2 separate regions of the Homo sapiens genome follow, and region 2 is linked to region 1. Evidence: read pairs that join two places in POLR2A ChIA-PET (ENCODE). Cell type or tissue: GM12878. All regions are shown on one strand. Each heading gives the region's core, and the rest is flanking DNA. Links, peaks and the distances in the headings are about the cores only.

Evidence for each region. ChIA-PET counts read pairs that join two places held together with the same protein. Peaks named below come from ENCODE experiments on the same cell type or tissue, not always from the same donor. Only the 100,000 strongest peaks of a DNase experiment are listed, where the experiment ranks them.
Region 2: POLR2A ChIA-PET joins it to region 1 with 5 read pairs; 2 of 35 experiments call an interaction of 5 or more read pairs at or near these places.

Annotation. Positions count from the first base shown.
Region 1 is chr14:91,230,561-91,235,560 of GRCh38, reverse strand. GPR68 (G protein-coupled receptor 68) reads left to right here. Exons shown (of 2, transcript NM_001177676.2): 2 at 382-3,029. The coding sequence starts at 511. The coding sequence ends at 1,608. Among named protein-coding and RNA genes, the nearest start is that of GPR68, 12 kb to the left of the region's middle. In GM12878, for the core only: no CTCF peak of the experiment used is centred there; no DNase peak of the experiment used is centred there; H3K27ac peaks cover 470 bases.
Region 2 is chr14:91,032,911-91,040,612 of GRCh38, reverse strand. The region is part of intron 1 of RPS6KA5 (ribosomal protein S6 kinase A5); the gene reads left to right. Among named protein-coding and RNA genes, the nearest start is that of RPS6KA5, 24 kb to the left of the region's middle. In GM12878, for the core only: no CTCF peak of the experiment used is centred there; a DNase peak (open chromatin) is centred at 4,532; H3K4me3 peaks cover 463 bases; H3K27ac peaks cover 313 bases.

The DNA.
Region 1 (5,000 bases), core at 1-5,000:
CTTGGCCTCCCAAAGTGCTGGGAATACAGGTGTGAGCCACCTCGCCTGGGGCTCCCATTCAGATCTATTCTTCTTGTTATTTATTTATTTATTTATTTATTTATTTATTTATTTATTTATTTATAGAGACAAGGGCTTGCCATGTTACCCAGGCTGGTCTTGAACTCTTGAGCTCGAGCGATCCCCACCTCCCAAAGTGCTGGGCTTACAGGTGTAAGCCATCATGTCCAGCCGTTCAGATATTCTAGTTGAATTGGAGTTGGTGGGCTAGTACACCTTCTAAATTAAATGAGTAAAGGATTTAGAATGGTGCCTGACACACAGTAGGTGCTACATTCATGTTAGCTACTATTATAAACCTTTCCTGCCTCTGACTTTCAGGGTCTTGCCCACCACCAGCGATGCCCAGCCCTTGGTAGAGCTTGAACCACCTTCTATAAACAGGATGGCGGTGGAGAGACAGGCCCAGTCCCTGAGCCCATGAGGAGTGTGGCCCCTTCAGGCCCAAAGATGGGGAACATCACTGCAGACAACTCCTCGATGAGCTGTACCATCGACCATACCATCCACCAGACGCTGGCCCCGGTGGTCTATGTTACCGTGCTGGTGGTGGGCTTCCCGGCCAACTGCCTGTCCCTCTACTTCGGCTACCTGCAGATCAAGGCCCGGAACGAGCTGGGCGTGTACCTGTGCAACCTGACGGTGGCCGACCTCTTCTACATCTGCTCGCTGCCCTTCTGGCTGCAGTACGTGCTGCAGCACGACAACTGGTCTCACGGCGACCTGTCCTGCCAGGTGTGCGGCATCCTCCTGTACGAGAACATCTACATCAGCGTGGGCTTCCTCTGCTGCATCTCCGTGGACCGCTACCTGGCTGTGGCCCATCCCTTCCGCTTCCACCAGTTCCGGACCCTGAAGGCGGCCGTCGGCGTCAGCGTGGTCATCTGGGCCAAGGAGCTGCTGACCAGCATCTACTTCCTGATGCACGAGGAGGTCATCGAGGACGAGAACCAGCACCGCGTGTGCTTTGAGCACTACCCCATCCAGGCATGGCAGCGCGCCATCAACTACTACCGCTTCCTGGTGGGCTTCCTCTTCCCCATCTGCCTGCTGCTGGCGTCCTACCAGGGCATCCTGCGCGCCGTGCGCCGGAGCCACGGCACCCAGAAGAGCCGCAAGGACCAGATCCAGCGGCTGGTGCTCAGCACCGTGGTCATCTTCCTGGCCTGCTTCCTGCCCTACCACGTGTTGCTGCTGGTGCGCAGCGTCTGGGAGGCCAGCTGCGACTTCGCCAAGGGCGTTTTCAACGCCTACCACTTCTCCCTCCTGCTCACCAGCTTCAACTGCGTCGCCGACCCCGTGCTCTACTGCTTCGTCAGCGAGACCACCCACCGGGACCTGGCCCGCCTCCGCGGGGCCTGCCTGGCCTTCCTCACCTGCTCCAGGACCGGCCGGGCCAGGGAGGCCTACCCGCTGGGTGCCCCCGAGGCCTCCGGGAAAAGCGGGGCCCAGGGTGAGGAGCCCGAGCTGTTGACCAAGCTCCACCCGGCCTTCCAGACCCCTAACTCGCCAGGGTCGGGCGGGTTCCCCACGGGCAGGTTGGCCTAGCCTGGGTCCTCCGCGGGTGGCTCCACGTGAGGCCTGAGCCTTCAGCCCACGGGCCTCAGGGCCTGCCGCCTCCTGCTTCCCTCGCTGCGGAGGCAGGGAAGCCCCTGTAACTCCGGAAGCCTGCTCTCGCTTGCTGAGCCCGCTGGGACCGCCGAGGGTGGGAATAAGCCCCGGTTGGCTCGTGGGAATAAGCCGTGTCCTCTGCCGCGGCTGCGATGTGGCCAGGCTGGGGCTGCTGGTCGGGGGAAGACAGTGAACTGCGTTCCCTGGCCTGCTTCCTGCAGAGTTTGTGCATGGGGAGTGTGAGGACATGGAGGGTGGGAGGCTGGGCGTTCAGCTGCCAGGGCCTTCCAATGCCACCGTTGTCACAGACAATGCCTGTCCAAACGTCCCGGTGGGATCAGCACTGCAGCCCGCCCACAACAGGGTGGGAAGGGAAGACTGGAGGGGGAAGGAAGGCAGGAGGGGGAAGGAAGAAAGAGGGGGAAGGAAAGAAAGAGGGGGGAAGGAAAGGAGGAAGGGGAGAAGGAAGGGAGGAGGAAAGAAGGAAGGTAGGGGGTGTTGGGTTGGGAGAATTGAGGGAGTTATAGGCAGAGGAGGATCCTAGCTCCAGCCATAAGAACTGGGAGAGCCGCCTGCTGCTCCAGAAGACCTGCCCACCTCCACAGAAATGCTAGCCCTTCAGACCTTCTGGTCAGTGAACTGGGACCAGCTCTGACTAAGGATGCCTTCCATGGCCTGGGACTCGAGTTCTTCAGAACCAAGAGGCTAACTGGGCTTCCTCCAAGAAGGGACCAGGGGCTAGAAGCAGAAGTTGGCATCAGCAAACATTTCTGGAATCTACCAAAGGGAGGCCCAGGCAGAACCCCTTCCTCAGTCTCCCTTCCCCTCTTCCCCCCAGCCTTGAAGAGGTTGATCCTTTGTGCTGTGTCTCTTAGCCCTTTCATCGGGGATGCCCAGAGGCAACAGCCCAGGCTGGAGGTGCCCCAGGGAAGGGTGCTCACAGTGGTCCCAGGGCTACACTTGGCTTTGACTGCACAGCCCCTGCTCAGATCCTTGTGGAGGGTGTCCGATGACTTGGGGAGGTTCTCTTCCCCTTCCTAGAGGAGGAAGTGACCAAGTTTGAAGGCGGCAGAAATGGCCACACAGCCAAGAAGAGCCCATGCAACTCAGTCCAGGATTTTACTGGGTCAGTGACATTGGTGGAAGCCTTCATGCCTCCTCATTCCACAGCACTTCCTCCTATGTTGACCTTAAACACTGGCTTCCCACTGATACAGACTGGGATGAGCTGAGGGCAGTCTCATTTACTGTCAAGAGTTGTATTTTTGTATTGTCCTTTTTGCCAAGTCTACATGTGTTGACTCTGTAATGGATTTATGTAGCCCACTTCAGTCTGCAAATAAAGCAAAGTAACTGGACACCTTGGGAGTATGCTGCAGTCCTTATGGGGTAAGGGAGTCTTCAACACCAGGGGGTCTTGAGGGCCCTTGAAGAACCAAAGGAGTCAGGAAAGGGCAGAGGTTGACCTTCTCAGGGCAAACTCAAGCAGAGCGATTAGGGGATTTGCACTTGATTACCCAGCAAATGGTCAAGAAAGACACAGCCCTTGAGTGAAGTAGAGCCTTCTCTCCCTCCACTTGAGATTCATGAAGTGCCACCCAGTTCTTCAGTGTGGTGTTGCAAATTCGCTCTGTGGTTTAACTTGGCTAACTCCCTTTTGAGGACAGAGCCCAGTCATGTGGTTTGGAGAATATCACCCACTCTGTCCTTGGCCACATAACCCCTTGTACCTGCTGGGTAGCTGCTCCCCACAGTGAGGGAGGGCTCCATCAGACCACCCCCTCCTCACTAGAGAAGAAGGGCCTGTTGCATTCATCTCTGTGGGGCTGTCCTCAGTGACGGGGCTTTGTTTGGAGAGGCCCACATTTGCTGACCTGCCTCTTTAGGCTGGAGCATCTTCTCAACAGTGGCATATGCCATGTTTATCACTGAGGATTAACTGCATCATATTAAAATGTAAATTTGATCTTGGTCACTTAATCCCTCTCTGGGTCAGGCTCCTAGAGTCCTGGAGTGTTCCAGAAGAGTAGATCCTTCTTCTAAACAGATTAAGTAAGGACAATATTGGGGATTATGACTCCTTTCTCTCCTGAGAGGATGGGTGGAAGAAAAAGTCCATCTGGTTTGGAAGGTGACAGAAGCCATTAGGATTTATTTCTTATTCACCAGAGTTGTTTAGTCAGATGAGGGCTCATCTTCCTGTTTACACACAGGGCTCATCTTCCTGTTACACACACTGGTCTGTGGGTTGGCCAGACAAGAGTGGGAGAAATTTTCGGCACGAAATACATCCCCATCTGCTGCTTTCCTCTGGCTGGTCCAACCAAAAGAGAGCCAAACTCTGACCCTCTTGGCTCGTTGCTTTTCTGAAAAAGCCACTTCTTGTAGCTGGTGATCCTGAAGCCTCCATCCCTGGAATTCATCTGGCAAGACAGTAGTCTCTGATGATACTATGATTTGAATGTCCCCTCCAAAACGCATGCTGAAATTTAATTGCCATTGTAACTATGCGAAGAGGTGGGACCTTTAAGAGGTATTAGGTCATGGGTTAATGCTGTTATGGTGGGAGAGAGTTTGTTATTGGGGGAGTTCAGCCCCCTTTTTTCCTCTCTTCAGAACTTGCTTGCTTTTCTGCTTTCTGCCAGGAGATGACCCTGCCAGATGCTGGCACCATGCTCTTGGACTTCCCAGTCTCTAGACCCATAAGCCAAAGAAATGTCTGTTCTTTATAAATAACCTAGTCCGTGGTATTCTGTTATAGCCATAGAAAATGGGCTAAGACAGATGGCCTTAATCCTGAGGTTATAATGGTGCCCAGTACTCTGGGGAAATGTTGGGATTTCAATCCCATTTGCTTTAATTCAACAACTTTCAGAAGAATACTGCTAAATTACATGTTAGATATTAGTGCTGGCATATACCAGAGAGGTCATAATATTCAGTTCCCTCTCCATGAAGTCTCCCCTCTGCATTCCCCAAAAACGATAGTCCAGTCTGTCTACAAACAAACACCACCAATGACAACTCACTACTACTCAAGATGACTAATTTCAGGGTCGGGCAGAAAATTTCATGCAAAGTCCAACGAGAGGCTGCTTTCTGGCAAGTCTTTCCCAAAGTGATGGCAGTGATTCAGGATCCTCCCATCACCAGAGTCCATCATCTTGGGGTCTTCCCTTTTCACCCACACAGGTAAGGGGATGCAGCAAAAAGAGAATCTCACAGGGGTTTTTGGCCAAGTGTGGAAATGGCGGATATCCCTGCTACTTACATTCCATTGGTCAGATCCCAGGCATGTGGCCTCAACCTAACTGCAAGGGAGGCTGGGA
Region 2 (7,702 bases), core at 1,566-6,565, 200 kb after region 1:
ACTAGTATCCAGGCCCTATTTTCAGCCTACATCTCTTTCAGGTTTTCAAGACCCTTTCTTGAGTTTCTTATCACTTCTAGCAGCCCACTAAACACAAAACATTTGGATAGTCCACAGGCACCTTAGACTCTGAGGTTAATAATACTTTTTCTTCCAGCTTTCCATGTTTTATTTTTTAATTTAATTCAATTTAATTTAATTTAAGAGGCGGACTTTCGCTCTTGTTGCCCAGGCTGGAGTGCAGTGGCATGATCTCGGCTCACTGGAACCTCCACCTCTCGGGTTCAAGCGATTCTCCGGCCTCAGCCTCCCAAGTAGCTGGGATTACAGGCATGCGCCACCACACCCACTAATTTTTGTATTTTTAGTAAAGATGGGGTTTCTCCATATTGGTTCTAGGCTGGTCTCAAACTCTCGACCTCAAGTGATCTGCCCGCCTCAGCCTCCCAAAGTGTTGGGATTACAGGCGTGAGCCACCTCACCTGGCCCCATGTTTTATTTAGTGGCATGCCATTCACTATTCTGCCAGGACTCTAGTTAGAAACATCCAGACTTCTTCCTCTCTCTCACATTCTCCCCACCCACCAACTTACTCTCCTAGTTGTGTCAGTTATAACTCTGAAATATTAATACCTCCTTTATTTGTTTCTTGCTCATCATTGCCATTACCATAGTCTAAGTTCAGTGTCTAATCTAATGATAATAGCTATCATTTATTTAGCTTTATGTGTCAGGCCTCTTCCAAGATTTTGCCTATCTTACTTAATTTTCACAGCACACCTATGTGATGGGTACTGTATTTGACACCTGTGGTGCGCAACCTCATCCTTCTATCTGCCTTACTCTGGAGTCAAGCTGTGGCTGTGGGCTGTGACAAACAGTTCTGTTTGGGCTTCAGCTCACTTCAAGGTGATGGCACCTGGTTTTAAGCACATATTGCTGCACATTGTTTACTTTCCGTCCCAGGCTTTTGACTCCTCCAAGGCTTAGTTCTCTGGTGGGAACTGGCTCAGGAAGCATAAATGTGCATCTCAGAAACATAAGGACCTTGATGTCCCACTGGGGCAACCTTCAACTAATGGAGTATGAGAGCTGAAAATAAATGCTTATTTGTATTGATCTGAGAGTAGAAAATTCTGAGGGGCATTCCATATGTTCCTCAAAAGATCCAGATCAGATTGAGTTGGTAATGCATTTTTGTATTGGTTTTTCTTTATTCTCGATTTCACTCTCAATTCCTCCTCACTTCTGATTGGGATTACCTTCCAAATCGCTTTCATGAATCCAGGCTAAGACATTTATTATCTACCATGGTTCTAGAAATTGACAATATCCACTGGGATCTCAGAGTGGATGACTTACTGGTGAGACTGCAACAAGGACCCCATTGCTGGTGGTAGTGGGTACTAATAGCCCCCTGCATGCATCACAGCACAGTTAATAAGACTCTTACCTTCAGGGGATTGGGACTAGAATTGAATGGAAGGTGAAGAGTTGGGTTAATTGATAGCTCTAGGACTTGAATGGTATGGGGATGGTGGAAATCAATAAGGATTTGGAGTTAATGGACCTCTTTTAGCTTTTGAAATCTTGAGGACAAGAGATCAGCCAGTTATCAATGCAGGGTACACTGTGAAAAGAGGGCCTATGGCAGCATTTGGAAAGATCCCCATTGCTTGTGACTATAGGACAGATTATGCCAAAAATCAGGCTGAAGATTTAATCATAAGGGTGAAAGAGCTGTATACCTTCTGTGGTGGGTTTGTACTGTGTCAACTGGGCTAAACTGGAATTATGTTTCCCAGAACTCCCTTCTAGGCTCTAGATTAGCACTGGCCATGAGACATTTTGAGTGAGATTTGGAAGACAGAAGTGAAGCAGCAGCAGCTGGATATATTTTATGGCTAAAGATTGGTGCTGGTACTAGGCACTGTTGTAACTCCCACACATGATTGCTAAGCTGCTGTGTCATATTGTTGGTTTGGAGCAGTAGCCAGGTCTGCGGCTCCTTCAGCTCTTGTTGCATCACTGCCATCAGCTTCTGGCAATTCTGGGCCAGTGTGTACAGCTTTTCTGCAGGTTATCTGAATCATTGAGTTTGGAAGCCTGAAGGTGGTGAGAGACAGACATGGACTCTTGTTTGTCCTCATGGGTTCCAGATTGTCTTTGGGATTCCAGTCTATTCTTACTTTTTTCTATTTTGTATTACTCTTTCCTTTACAACTCCAGATGTGGAAGCAGTCTTATACAGACTCTTTAACCAACTCCCACACCTGTGTGAGGCCAAACTCCTATATAAGTCTCTTATTGTATAATTCATAGTGGTCCTACCTCTCATACACCCTTGACAGGTGTTCAGGGCCAAAGTCTGACCCTAACATGGGAAGAGTAGGACCCTGATGAAATCTCAGAAGGAGACTTCTAAGTGGATGACCTGAGAATCTTGAACTCCTTAATTTTCCTGAGTCCTCTGGATAGGCAGGATCAACACCTTGTTAGAGAGAATAACTTTTCCTTGTTTGGAAACCAGGCAGAGATCACATAGAGATGGATTTCTTACAAGGTGATACTTGTTCTCCTTAAGCTCTGTCCCATCTCTCACCCCTATTTCCTCCAGAACAATAGCTAGACACAATCTCAGCATAGCCTAATCAGGGATGTTTTTCTTATTCTGGGAGTAAATACTCAAGCACGTAATCCCAGGACCTGGCTAATATGTACCAGTAGGAACAGAAGGAACATTTAGGGAGGTGGATCTTGCAGGTCTTGCCTGGAGTGGGCTGGCGGAATAATAAGGATGAATAAGGGAGAATTTATTAACATGGGAACGCTATTCGTAACTCAGGATTTGACATCCTAATAACTTGGTCCTAGGATACACTGGTGGGATGGTTTCTTGAAGCTTGGACATGAGTATGACCTATAGTACATTAGATAAATATGCAAGAACTTCTTTGGCAGAGTATATTGAGATCAGAACTCACAGAGAAGAGAGAGTTTTAGAATGGATTTACTATATGAGACTGGAGAACACACTATCTGACCATACTTCTTAGGAAGGTCCAAAGAAAACACTTCATTCACCAAGGTAATTAAGAATGCACTGGTGAGGGGACACAGGCTGGAGTTGATAGGAGATGCTTCCATGGAGCTATGTTCCCTAGTATCCATAGCAATGATAGGATTTTGGAATGGCATAGGCCAGATGGTGATACCATTAGGGCTAGGGTGGATGTAATTACCATAATGGGCCACAGTGGCATTCAGGGTGTCTTTATCCACAGAGATTTGGGGCAGTGACTAGGATAGGTCATGGGGCAAGAAAGATGACAGCCAACTAGGATGTTAGTTGACTTGTATGATTCAGACCTTCATCTCTGGGGGATCTTCTCTTGCCTTGCTGTTGTTGGGCTGTGGTTGCTTCCAGTGCCTGTTTAGAATTATTCAGCAGGCATGGAAGCAATAAAAAACATTCCACTATATCCCTTGAGTTCAAGATAAGTTCTTTCCTGTCCCCATTAGGTAGTAGTTTCTCCTTGAAGACTCAGTGACCAAAGGCAGGAGGGGATTCAAGCTGTATTCTGTTAGCTCTCTCTTAAGCACCATTTGACGTCATCTTCAAACTCCCTCATGCAAGCTTTGACTCATGTTATCCCAACAGTGTCTTGTCTTGAGCATGCTCACTGTGCATCTTTTCCTTTCTGCTCCAAGGCGTCTCCACTGTCCACCCAGCAGAAGGTACAGGTGAGAGAGCATACAGGCATGTGCAGCCTGGAAGTGCTAGGAAGTTAATGCTCCCCTTGGGCAACCCTGAACTAGAGGGGGCAGGAGCCAGTAGAGAAATTCTTTTCCTTGTCCTTGCACAGACAATTGACAATTCTGAGAGCACTCTAATGGTTCCTTAGGGAATCCTGGCAAAATTGAGCTCCAGTTACCCACAGCAGTGACCTCGATAAAGGTAGCTTTTTATTGGCATATGCTCCTTTCCAGTTTCATGTTCCTTGGTCCTTTACTTCACCTTCCAGCTAAATTATCTGCATGTAAATGTCCTTTTCTGATGTGCTGCTTTGGGGAAGAACCCAGGCTCATACAAGTACATTTGTTATTTGTGTGCATGGATCTGTTTGTCTACCTGCCTTCCTAGCTAATCTGCCTATTCATCCACCCACCCACCCATCCATCCATCCTGTTACAAATAAAGGACTTAGAGTGGTAAAAATACTTGATCAGCACAGCTTTAGTAAATGGTAGAGTTTAGTTCTAAACTGAGTTCAACTGAATCAAAACATACTCTCTTCTTCCTTCATTATACTGTCTTCCGACCTTTGAAGATGAAATCAGTAGGCCTTAGTTAGCTTGTCTTTCCAAGTCCTCAGTGGTCTGGAGCTTCTTAACTGTCCATACAGGTTGGTTATAGTTCACCAGTATACAAGTTGGGCCATGCACATGCCCATCCATTTGTCAATAAATTCTTTTCCTTTTCCTGTGCTTCACTGTGGGGAGTTGCACCCCCCACAGTCTATTTTGAAAATGTCTGTGTACTCTTTTCTGTTTCTTTTTTGAGTCCTGTCAACTCATTTCGTTTCTTTCTTTTTTGTTTGTTTGCTCATTTCTGTTCTTAGTTTTTGTATTTCTGCTTCAGGATTTTTTTTTTTTCATACCCTAAGTGCTTGCTTGAAGATACCTAATTCAGTTTGGAGTGTTGTATTACCATATTCTTCAGCTTTGGGGTTTTTTTTTTTTTTTTTTTTTTTTTTTTTTTTTTGAAGGTGAGGGTTTCATCAGCTGAAATGCTTTGATTAGCATCTTCTGATTTTCTTTTTAAACAGTTTTCTGTGTCTCTGTTTGGCTTTTTTGGGTATATCTCTTCATTTTCTACTTAAAACATTCCATAGCCCCCTCCTGTGCAGTAGCTTTTATAGATGATGTTGGGGGAGGAGATGGGTTTGGTATATCTTGTTTCTCCTTCATTTCTGTTGGATCCTTTCTGTTTTTCCTCTTGTTTCTTTCTTTCCCTTTACTGCAGTGTTTCCAAATGTACCTACCCTTCTATCTGGTTTGCCCTCACAAGCTGTGCTTCTCCAAGGCTAACCATCACACCTGTTTCCTGGCTGGTGCTTTAAAGCACCCACGTCCTGACTTATGTATAATATTTTGGCTTTTATGGCTGGACTCTTTCTGGGGGATGATTTTGTCTTGCTTTGTCTAAGTCCATGCCCCCCTACTCATTTTTAGTGTCCCATAAGCCTCCCTTCCTTAGTCTTGCTGTAGCAGCAGCTCTGTTGGAATTTGGTCTATTTTTCTATGACAGGTAATTTGAAGGTTGTAATACTCTGTCTCCTAGTACTAGTACAGCGTGGTTCATATGCAGTTTTACTTGTTGGTTTTATGGTCTTTTTTTTTTTTTAAGGGTGAGTGGGGAGATGTGAAATCAGGCAGACTTCATTGATGCCCACATCCAGAAGTTTCTGTGTACTTTTAAAGGCTTAGCTCAAATTATCATCTTTCCTTTGAAGTCTTTCCATATAGCTTTCCAGTTTCCATGCTCAGATATTCTGTTTCCTTGTGTTCTAACTACCTTACCTCTCCCTAATTACATTTGTTATATTGCATTGTAATTATATATTTGTCTCCCCTCCCCCCATCAAATTGTGAACACCTCTAAACCAGCAAACTGTTTTTTTTTTCTTTTTTGTGGTACATACTATGTGCCCACTAAATGGATTGACTTAAAGCAGAATAGAGGAACACTTAATGAATGTCACTGTGTCCGAAATTTATTCCTGCTGGTGGGTTCTTGGTCTCGCTGACTTCAAGAATGAAGCCATGCACCTCGTGGTGAGTGTTACACCTCTTAAAGGTGGTGCATACCCAAAGAGTGCACCGCAGCAAGATTTATTGTGAAGAGTGAAAGAACAAGGCTTCCACAGCGTGAAAGGGGACCCGAGCAGGTTGCTGCTGCTGGCTGGGGTGGCTGGCTTTTATTCCCTTATTTGTTGCTGCCCATGTCATGCTGATTGGTCCATTTTACAGAGTACCGATTGGTCCATTTTACAGAGTGCTGATTGGTGCGTTTACAATCCTTTAGCTAGACACAGAGCGCTGATTGGTGCGTTTTTACAGAGTGTTGATTGGTGCATTTACAGTCCTTTAGCTAGACACAGAGCACTGATTGGTGCGTTTATAATCCTCTAGCTAGACCCCACTCGACCCAGGAAGTCCAGCTGGCTTCACCTCTCATCACCTCAGACAGCTATGAATAATATGAATATTTTGGGATCAAATTTATCTTTTTTTTTTTTTTTTGAGACAGGGTTTTTACTTCTGTCTCCCAGGCTGGAGTGCAATGGTGTGATCCTGGCTCACTGCAACCTCTGCCTCCCGGGTTCAAGCTATTCTCTTGCCTCAGCCTCCCAAGTAGCTGGGACTACAGGTGTATATCACCATGCCCAGCAAATTTTTTTGTATTTTTATGTAAGGGTTTTGCTGTGTTGCCCAGGCTGGTCTCTAATGCTGTGGCTCAGGTGATTTGCCTGCCTCAGCCTCTCAAAAGTGTTGAGAATACAGGCATGAACCACTGCGCCTGGCCTAAAAAGAATTCTTTATGCTGCATACAGCATAGCCTTATGTTCTTGGATTTATCTACATTGTTGTGTGTTAGGTGTATTGTATTCATTTTCATAGATTTAAACTTATGTGTATGAAGACTATAATTTATCTACTTTACTGTCAATGAACATTTGAGTTTTCTTTTTCCCTATTAAAAACAATATTGCTGTAAACGTTTTTTGTTTCATCTCTCCTGGTACAAATGTATAAGAGTTTCTCTCAGATACATGCCTACAAGTTAAATACTCTAGTGGTCATGGAGGTATACACATCTTCACCTGTACTAGATAATTCTGATTTTATCTCAAAATAGTTTTATTAATTTATACTCTTAACAGTACTGTGTAAGTAATCTGGTTGTTCTTCATTCTGTCCAACAGTTTTTATTTTTATTTTATTTTTGAGACAGAGTCTTGCTCTGTTGCCCAGGCTGGAGTGCAGTGGCGTGATCTCGGCTCATTGCAAACTCTGCCTCCCGGTTTCAAGTGATTCTCCTGCCTCAGCCTCCCGAGTAGCTGGGATTACAGGCATGCACCACCACACCCAGCTAATTTTTTGTATTTTTAGTAGAGGCAGGGTTTTGCCATGTTGGCCAGGCTGGTCTTGAACTCCTGACCTCAAGTGATCTGCCCACCTCGGCCTGAGCCAGGTGTGAGCCACAGTGCCCGGCCCAACAGTTTCTATTGTCACGTTAAAAAAAATCTTTTCCAATCTGATAGGGATGAATCTTACTGTCATCTTATTGTGATTTTAAATTTACATTTTCCTTATTATTAGTGAGGTTGAACATTTTTCTTTTTTCTTTTTTTTTTTTGAGACAGAGTCTCACTCTGTCTGCCAGGCTGGAGTGCAGTGGCGCCCCAATGTCGGCTCACTGCAAGCTCCACCTCCCAGGTTCATGCCATTCTCCTGCCTCAGCCTCCCGAGTAGCTGGGTCTACAGATGCCCACCACCACGTCCAGCTAATTGTTTTTGTATTTTTAGTAGAGACGGAGTTTCACCGTATTAGCCAGGATGGTCTCAATCTCCTGGTCTCGATCTCCTGACCTCGATCTGCCCACCTCAGCCTCCCAAAGTACTGGGATTACAGGTG